Linked DNA regions of Homo sapiens: region 1 is linked to region 2. A link is an interaction called in ENCODE POLR2A ChIA-PET data of the cell type or tissue named here. Cell type or tissue: endothelial cell of umbilical vein. All regions are shown on one strand. Links, peaks and the distances in the headings refer to the core of each region. The heading gives the core; the rest is flanking DNA. Region 1 holds the start of LOC100996756 (a long non-coding RNA gene). Region 2 has its middle 5.7 kb from the start of RNVU1-2A.

Region 1 (4,386 bases), core at 275-4,274, 1.8 Mb before region 2:
AGGATGGTCTCGATCTCCTGACCTCGTGATCCACCCGCCTCGGCCTCCCAAAGTGCTGGGATTACAGGCGTGAGCCACCGCACCCGGCCAACAAATATTAAGTTTCAAGCTGTAAGACCAGAAGGGTCCATTTCTAGGTTTATCCAAAAAAGCTACATATGGGACTGTGGGGTGGTTTTCAGACCAAGAAAGAAAAAGATTGTGCAGACCAAAGTCTGCAGTTAACCAAAGAAAAAACATAATTTTCTGACCAATAGGATGTATGGGATCAGAGAATGACCAGGCTATAGAAGAACCGTTTTTTGTCCTGAGCATAGGGGAAGGATGAAGTTGCACCAACTAAGGTGGAATTAAGCTGCAGATGGGGAAAAATCTGGATTTTGGTTCAGAGCCCTGGGGTCTTCCTTGAAAGAAGAACCCTGTCTCGGTTTCTGCCTCTCTCTGAGTCCTTTTGGAGGTTGAGGATGCTGAGGTCTTGGTGCTTGGCCCCCTCTAGCCCTGAGTACTTCCCCTCCTGCAGGGCAACCTGGCCCAGTGCCCAGGTCCCAGCCCCAGCGACCATTTCCCCCTACTTTGCTCCTAGCAAAGGCCTGAAGGCCTAGCGGTTCCTGCAGAACCGCTGTCTCCCTCTTTTGGATAAAGCAGAGAGGAAATGACCTGTGTGGAGGGAATCAGGGGCTGCATCTGCACGGAGGAGCTGAGGCAAGTAGGGCAGTTGCGGTCTGTCAATGTAAAGGACATTTGCCATCCAGGAGGTTGGGCTGTTATTATTAGTTTTTAAATTCGTCAATACAAACTTCAGGGAAATGTGTCTTCTTACTTGTAGGAACCTCACAAGACCTCCCATCTTATATTCCAGGGAGAATTGCTGCGTATTACACGAACACATAGGTGAGACTGCCATTCTGACCTGCAGGCCTCGATGCCCTGTGCAGGGGCACCAGGGCACTGGCAAAGCCCTTTCCATACAAAGAGCAAGCGTGTTATGTCTACAACCCAATGGCACCAGTTCCAAGTACAATTTCTACTTGGTTCTATGAGCTGAGTACACGTTCCCCCCAGCACAGAAATCCTACAAACTCCCATGAATGCTATAGGGAAAAGCAGGGGCTAGCCAGGTGTGATGGATCATACGTGTAATCCCAGCAGTTTAGAAGGCCAAGGCAGGGCGGATCACTTGAGTCCAGGAATTGGAGACCAACCTGGGCAACATGGCGAAACTTCAACTCTTAAAAAAACAAAACAACAACAACAACAACAACAAAACAAGAACAGAAATTAGCCGGCTGCGATGGCTCGTGCCTGTGCTACTCCAGAGGCTGAGGTGGGAGGATCGCTTGAACCAAGATCCCACCAGATACAGTGAGACTCTGTCTCAGGGAAAAATACAAACAAAAAAAAGAGGCTCTGTAAGAGGTGACTCCGGGGACAATGGAAAAACACTAAGGTTTTCAAGTGGTGTTAAAAGCCAGTAGGCCTTGGGGACCACTGAGCAATCTACAAAGCAGGGAAGCCTAGATCCCTGAGCTCTGCCCACCAAGTACCACCACAGCTAACATGAGAGACCTCCCCCACAGAGACTGAAATTTGCCTCCTGAGGAAACAAGTGACTACAGACATCTGTCCCAGGACAGTAAACAAGAAAATAAGGTCTCACAAAAACAAAAACAGCTGACCACACCATACAATCACTGAGACTGGGCCTGCGACTATAGATGAAAAAAACAAATGCTGTCTATTATTCATACCATGAAAGACCAGGGGAAAGCACGAACGCAGTCCCCTACTACTGTTGCGGGAATCAGGAGAACAAAGAGACCAACGGGTGGAACAGAAGGATTTTATTGAATGCACTCGGGCCTAGCATGAGCCCCGAAGAAAGACAGGGGGCTTGACTTTTATACACACTTCTGAAAGGGGGTTGGCTAGTTTGAATGGTGCAGCAGGAATTTGATGGTGTGAAACTCGCGGGGCAGGCAAGAGGGCTTACAGAAGCAGAAAGAAGGCAGTTAATCAAACTGTGACAGGTCTTGCAACGCAAGCACAGCTGGTAACCTTGCAGCTGCACTGAATGGAAATCAGGAACTTACAAAACTTGAATAATGACAAGTGGCAAGGGGGAAAGACAAGGCAGTAAAGACATTTGTTGTTTTTCCTCTTATACTTGCTGGGGGCGGACCGTGTTGACAAAGTCGCTGGAAATCACTGTCAGAGATGTAGCTTTTAGGATAGTATTGTCCAGGATCTGCTAGGCTCTATCCACTGCAGGCCTTGGTGGGGGGGAGGGGGGCCCTGCCAAGCACAGGAAAACTTGTCTTTTCGTTGTAACTTCTGCTTCGTTACTACAAATTACACAGCTGAGCTTCCCACCTTGGAGAAAATGACAGAACAGCACACTTGAAATGAAATAGTTGAGTCGGGTTTAAAAGGCATTTCAGTAACCATAATATCTGCCCTGCCACATAAATAAGATTGCACCTATCTCCGCCCCGCCACAGCTCCATACGCCTCACCCTTTAAACGCACAGTCACTTGCCCCAGCACCACTCCAGCCAATCCCCAACCACCCCCAGCCCTCCTAGCCCTCACACACAGCTGGGACTCTCAGGTCCGACCAGCGGTCCTGAACCCGCTCCCACGGCACGGGAAATCCTTCGTGGCGAAGCAGCAGCCCCTGCGCTGCCTCATCTACATAGAAACGCCCTATCGGTGATGTCACCGACAGTGCCTTTCCCAGTCTCCTTCTGCTCTTCCGCCCCACCCTCCGCCACTCAGCCTACCAACCCGCTGGGGGAGCCGACGGAGGAAGTGACGTCTGCTGTCCCACCTCTCCCTCCCGCCCTTGTCCTTTCCGGAGGTGCGCCCAGACCCCGCATCTAGTATCCCCCAAAGAAGCGACTACTTAACCTGTGTCCTGCGGAGGACCCTTCTGGCGGCCAGCTGGAAGCTGTGCGCCGGTCTTCAAATAGTGGCTTTTAATTCGCAGACTAGAACGTTTAGGATTACAAAGAAAACCGTTTCCTTTCAAAGCTGTTTATCTTTGTGAAGTAGCATTTTGCTTAAAATTGGAAGCCTTTGACTATCAGAGAGAAATCACATCTATGAAACTAGAGAGGCTGCTCAGATGACTGCAAACCAGCCATCCTTGCTGGTTTTACCAGTAGTAGTGTTATAAAGAATGTTGTCCAATTTCATGAGTCTCGTAGGTTTTTTTTTTTGTTTTTCAAATACAGTATTGTACAAAAAGGAAGCAGAATGTGGTTGCTGTCACAATGTAATGCCTCTCTGGGCCTGAGAATTTGGAAAGGCTCACACTCCTCATAAAAGTTCTCTTCTTTCCTCATTCTCCCTTTAGATAAAAAGTCTTTTTTTTTTTTTTTTTTTGAGACGGAGTCTCGCTCTGTCGGCGGGATCTCGGCTCACTGCAAGCTCCGCCTCCCGGGTTCACGCCATTCTCCTGCCTCAGCCTCCCGAGTAGCTGGGACTACAGGCGCCCGCCACCACGCCCGGCTAATTTTTTGTATTTTTAGTAGAGGCGGGGTTTCACTGTGTTAGCCAGGATGGTCTCGATCTCCTGACCTCATGATCCGCCCGCCTCTGCCTCCCAAAGTGCTGGGATTACAGGCGTGAGCCACCGCGCCCGGCCAGATAAAAAGTCTTTCTTGAAAGCATTGTCGATCAAAAGCTGTATCTCTCCTTGCCAGAAAGGCTCATTCCCAGATAGTCCTGTCCCACACTGGGGGCAGGGGAGGAAAGGAGCCCTCTCACTAAGGAATTTTTAACAGTGCCCAGAAGCTGAATTGGCATCACAGAATTGGGGGCGGGGGGGGGGGGGAGACAGAGAGATCTCGGCCAATTCTATAGTTGCTGTCACTTGTTGAATCATCTCTAGTCTTCAGAGTACCATGAATTTCGTTTCTCAAAAGAAGTAAAACAATGAGAAATACATAACATTAATAATTTGACTAGTGGAGATATAATGCACACAAGAATGATAATCACAAAGAGAATCTATATCCCGAAACAGTAAGGGAACCTATTCCATTAGGCAGCCAACTGAAAACATCAGGGAAAACATCAAATACCATTTCTTCTTTAGTGATTTCTTGTAGCCAAGTGGCTTCTTTTCTAATTTTTTTTTCTAGAGAAGGTTCTACTGCATGGGAAACATTTATGTATATGCAACAAAAGGTATTTGCCACCACACATACATCTCCCTGCTCAGCTAAATATATCATCTAAAGTGATGTGATTACCTAGTACAACCTTAGCCAGTGAATAAATAGCTTTTTATTGAGCTGCAAAAGAGGCCGCAGTTTCGTCAGCAATGTTTTTCTTTCTTTTTTCTTTTTCTTTCAGAGACAGCATCTGTCTCTGTGGCCTAGG
Region 2 (4,386 bases), core at 120-4,119:
AGAAAGAAAAACATTGCTGATGAAACTGCGGCCTCTTTTGCAGCTCAATAAAAAGCTATTTATTCACTGGCTAAGGTTGTACTAGGTAATCACATCACTTTAGATGATATATTTAGCTGAGCAGGGAGATGTATGTGTGGTGGCAAATACCTTTTGTTGCATATACATAAATGTTTCCCATGCAGTAGAACCTTCTCTAGAAAAAAAATTAGAAAGGAAGCCACTTGGCTACAATAAATCACTAAAGAAGAAATGGTATTTGATGTTTTCCCTGATGTTTTCAGTTGGCTGCCTAATGGAATAGGTTCCCTTACTGTTTCGGGATATAGATTCTCTTTGTGATTATCATTCTTGTGTGCATTATATCTCCACTAGTCAAATTATTAATGTTATGTATTTCTCATTGTTTTCATGGTACTCTGAAGACTAGAGATGATTCAACAAGTGACAGCAACTATAGAATTGGCCGAGATCTCTCTGTCTCCCCCCCCGCCCCCAATTCTGTGATGCCAATTCAGCTTCTGGGCACTGTTAAAAATTCCTTAGTGAGAGGGCTCCTTTCCTCCCCTGCCCCCAGTGTGGGACAGGACTATCTGGGAATGAGCCTTTCTGGCAAGGAGAGATACAGCTTTTGATCAACAATGCTTTCAAGAAAGACTTTTTATCTGGCCGGGCGCGGTGGCTCACGCCTGTAATCCCAGCACTTTGGGAGGCAGAGGCGGGCGGATCATGAGGTCAGGAGATCGAGACCATCCTGGCTAACACAGTGAAACCCCGCCTCTACTAAAAATACAAAAAATTAGCCGGGCGTCGTGGCGGGCGCCTGTAGTCCCAGCTACTCGGGAGGCTGAGGCAGGAGAATGGCGTGAACCCGGGAGGCGGAGCTTGCAGTGAGCCGAGATCCCGCCGACAGAGCGAGACTCCGTCTCAAAAAAAAAAAAAAAAAAAAAAAAGACTTTTTATCTAAAGGGAGAATGAGGAAAGAAGAGAACTTTTATGAGGAGTGTGAGCCTTTCCAAATTCTCAGGCCCAGAGAGGCATTACATTGTGACAGCAACCACATTCTGCTTCCTTTTTGTACAATACTGTATTTGAAAAACAAAAAAACAAACCTACGAGACTCATGAAATTGGACAACATTCTTTATAACACTACTACTGGTAAAACCAGCAAGGATGGCTGGTTTGCAGTCATCTGAGCAGCCTCTCTAGTTTCATAGATATGATTTCTCTCTGATAGTCAAAGGCTTCCAATTTTAAGCAAAATGCTACTTCACAAAGATAAACAGCTTTGAAAGGAAACGGTTTTCTTTGTAATCCTAAATGTTCTAGTCTGCGAATTAAAAGCCACTATTTGAAGACCGGCGCACAGCTTCCAGCTGGCCGCCAGAAGGGTCCTCCGCAGGACACAAGTTAAGTAGTCGCTTCTTTGGGGGATACTAGATGCGGGGTCTGGGCGCACCTCCGGAAAGGACAAGGGCGGGAGGGAGAGGTGGGACAGCAGACGTCACTTCCTCCGTCGGCTCCCCCAGCGGGTTGGTAGGCTGAGTGGCGGAGGGTGGGGCGGAAGAGCAGAAGGAGACTGGGAAAGGCACTGTCGGTGACATCACCGATAGGGCGTTTCTATGTAGATGAGGCAGCGCAGGGGCTGCTGCTTCGCCACGAAGGATTTCCCGCGCTGTAGGAGCAAGTCCAGGACCACTGGCTGGACATGAGAGTCCCAGCTGTGTGTTAGGGCTAGGAGGGCTCGGGGTGGTTGGGGATTGGCTGGAGTGGTGCTGGGGCAAGTGACTGTGCGTTTAAAGGGTGAGGCGTATGGAGCTGTGGCGGGGCGGAGATAGGTGCAATCTTATTTATGTGGCAGGGCAGATATTGTGGTTACTGAAATGGCTTTTAAACCCGACTCAACTATTTCATTTCAAGTGTGCTGTTCTGTCATTTTCTCTAACGTGGGAAGCTCAGCTGCGTAACTTGTAGTAACGAAGCGGAAGTTACAACGAAAAGACAAGTTTTCCTGTGCTTCGCAGGCCCCCCCTCCCCCCCCACCAAGGCCTGCAGTGGATAGAGCCTAGCAGATCCTGGACAATACTATCCTAAAAGCTACATCTCTGACAGTGATTTCCAGCGACTTTGTCAACACGGTCCGCCCCCAGCAAGTATAAGAGGAAAAACAACAAATGTCTTTACTGCCTTGTCTTTCCCCCTTGCCACTTGTCATTATTCAAGTTTTGTAAGTTCCTGATTTCCATTCAGTGCAGCTGCAAGGTTACCAGCTGTGCTTGCGTTGCAAGACCTGTCACAGTTTGATTAACTGCCTTCTTTCTGCTTCTGTAAGCCCTCTTGCCTGCCCCGCGAGTTTCGCACCATCAAATTCCTGCTGCACCATTCAAACTAGCCAACCCCCTTTCAGAAGTGTGTATAAAAGTCAAGCCCCCTGTCTTTCTTCGGGGCTCACGCTAGGCCCGAGTGCACTCAATAAAATCCTTCTGTTCCACCCGTTGGTCTCTTTGTTCTCCTGATTCCCGCAACAGTAGTAGGGGACTGCGTTCGTGCTTTCCCCTGGTCTTTCATGGTATGAATAATAGACAGCATTTGCTTTTTTCATCTATAGTCGCAGGCCCGGTCTCAGTGATTGTATGGTGTGGTCAGCTGTTTTTGTTTTTGTGAGACCTTATTTTCTTGTTTACTGTCCTGGGACAGATGTCTGTAGTCACTTGTTTCCTCAGGAGGCAAATTTCAGTCTCTGTGGGGGAGGTCTCTCATGTTAGCTGTGGTGGTACTTGGCGGGCAGAGCTCAGGGATCTAGGCTTCCCTGCTTTGTAGATTGCTCAGTGGTCCCCAAGGCCTACTGGCTTTTAACACCACTTGAAAACCTTAGTGTTTTTCCATTGTCCCCAGAGTCACCTCTTACAGAGCCTCTTTTTTTTGTTTGTATTTTTCCCTGAGACAGAGTCTCACTGTATCTGGTGGGATCTTGGTTCAAGCGATCCTCCCACCTCAGCCTCTGGAGTAGCACAGGCACGAGCCATCGCAGCCGGCTAATTTCTGTTCTTGTTTTGTTGTTGTTGTTGTTGTTTTGTTTTTTTAAGAGTTGAAGTTTCGCCATGTTGCCCAGGTTGGTCTCCAATTCCTGGACTCAAGTGATCTGCCCTGCCTTGGCCTTCTAAACTGCTGGGATTACACGTATGATCCATCACACCTGGCTAGCCCCTGCTTTTCCCTATAGCATTCATGGGAGTTTGTAGGATTTCTGTGCTGGGGGGAACATGTACTCAGCTCATAGAACCAAGTAGAAATTGTACTTGGAACTGGTGCCATTGGGTTGTAGACATAACACGCTTGCTCTTTGTATGGAAAGGGCTTTGCCAGTGCCCTGGTGCCCCTGCACAGGACATCGAGGCCTGCAGGTCAGAATGGCAGTCTCACCTATGTGTTCGTGTAATACGCAGCAATTCTCCCTGGAATATAAGATGGGAGGTCTTGTGAGGTTCCTACAAGTAAGAAGACACATTTCCCTGAAGTTTGTATTGACGAATTTAAAAACTAATAATAACAGCCCAACCTCCTGGATGGCAAATGTCCTTTACATTGACAGACCGCAACTGCCCTACTTGCCTCAGCTCCTCCGTGCAGATGCAGCCCCTGATTCCCTCCACACAGGTCATTTCCTCTCTGCTTTATCCAAAAGAGGGAGACAGGGGTTCTGCAGGAACCGCTAGGCCTTCAGGCCTTTGCTAGGAGCAAAGTAGGGGGAAATGGTCGCTGGAGCTGGGACCTGGGCACTGGGCCAGGTTGCCCTGCCGGAGGGGAAGTACTCAGGGCTAGAGGGGGCCAAGCACCAAGACCTCAGCATCCTCAACCTCCAAAAGGACTCAGAGAGAGGCAGAAACCGAAACAGGGTTCTTCTTTCAAGGAAGACCCCAGGGCTCTGAACCAAAATCCAGATTTTTCCCCATCTGCAGCTTAATTCCACCTTAGTTGGTGCAACTTCATCCTTCCCCTATGCTCAGGACAAAAAACGGTTCTTCTATAGCCTGGTCATTCTCTGATCCCATACATCCTATTGGTCAGAAAATTATGTTTTTTCTTTGGTTAACTGCAGACTTTGGTCTGCACAATCTTTTTCTTTCTTGGTCTGAAAACCACCCCACAGTCCCATATGTAGCTTTTTTGGATAAACCTAGAAATGGACCCTTCTGGTCTTACAGCTTGAAACTTAATATTTGTTGGCCGGGTGCGGTGGCTCACGCCTGTAATCCCAGCACTTTGGGAGGCCGAGGCGGGTGGATCACGAGGTCAGGAGATCGAGACCATCCTGGCTAACACGGTGAAGCCCCGTCTCTACTAAAAATACAAAAAAGTAGCTGGGTGTGGTGGTGGGTGCCTG

Evidence for each region. Peaks named below come from ENCODE experiments on the same cell type or tissue, not always from the same donor. Only the 100,000 strongest peaks of a DNase experiment are listed, where the experiment ranks them.
Region 1: POLR2A ChIA-PET joins it to region 2 with 8 read pairs; 6 of 35 experiments call an interaction of 5 or more read pairs at or near these places.

Annotation. Positions count from the first base shown.
Region 1 is chr1:146,385,530-146,389,915 of GRCh38, reverse strand. All of the region lies in intron 3 of LOC112268274 (a long non-coding RNA gene), which reads left to right. It overlaps LOC100996756 (a long non-coding RNA gene), which reads right to left and starts at 3,369. Exons shown (of 2, transcript XR_159169.5): 1 at 2,594-3,369; 2 at 1,827-2,370. In endothelial cell of umbilical vein, for the core only: no CTCF peak of the experiment used is centred there; a DNase peak (open chromatin) is centred at 2,375; H3K4me3 peaks cover 289 bases; H3K27ac peaks cover 719 bases.
Region 2 is chr1:144,544,002-144,548,387 of GRCh38, reverse strand. No RefSeq gene overlaps it. Among named protein-coding and RNA genes, the nearest start is that of RNVU1-2A, 5.7 kb to the left of the region's middle. In endothelial cell of umbilical vein, for the core only: no CTCF peak of the experiment used is centred there; DNase peaks (open chromatin) are centred at 1,339, 1,703 and 1,957; H3K4me3 peaks cover 771 bases; H3K27ac peaks cover 1,019 bases.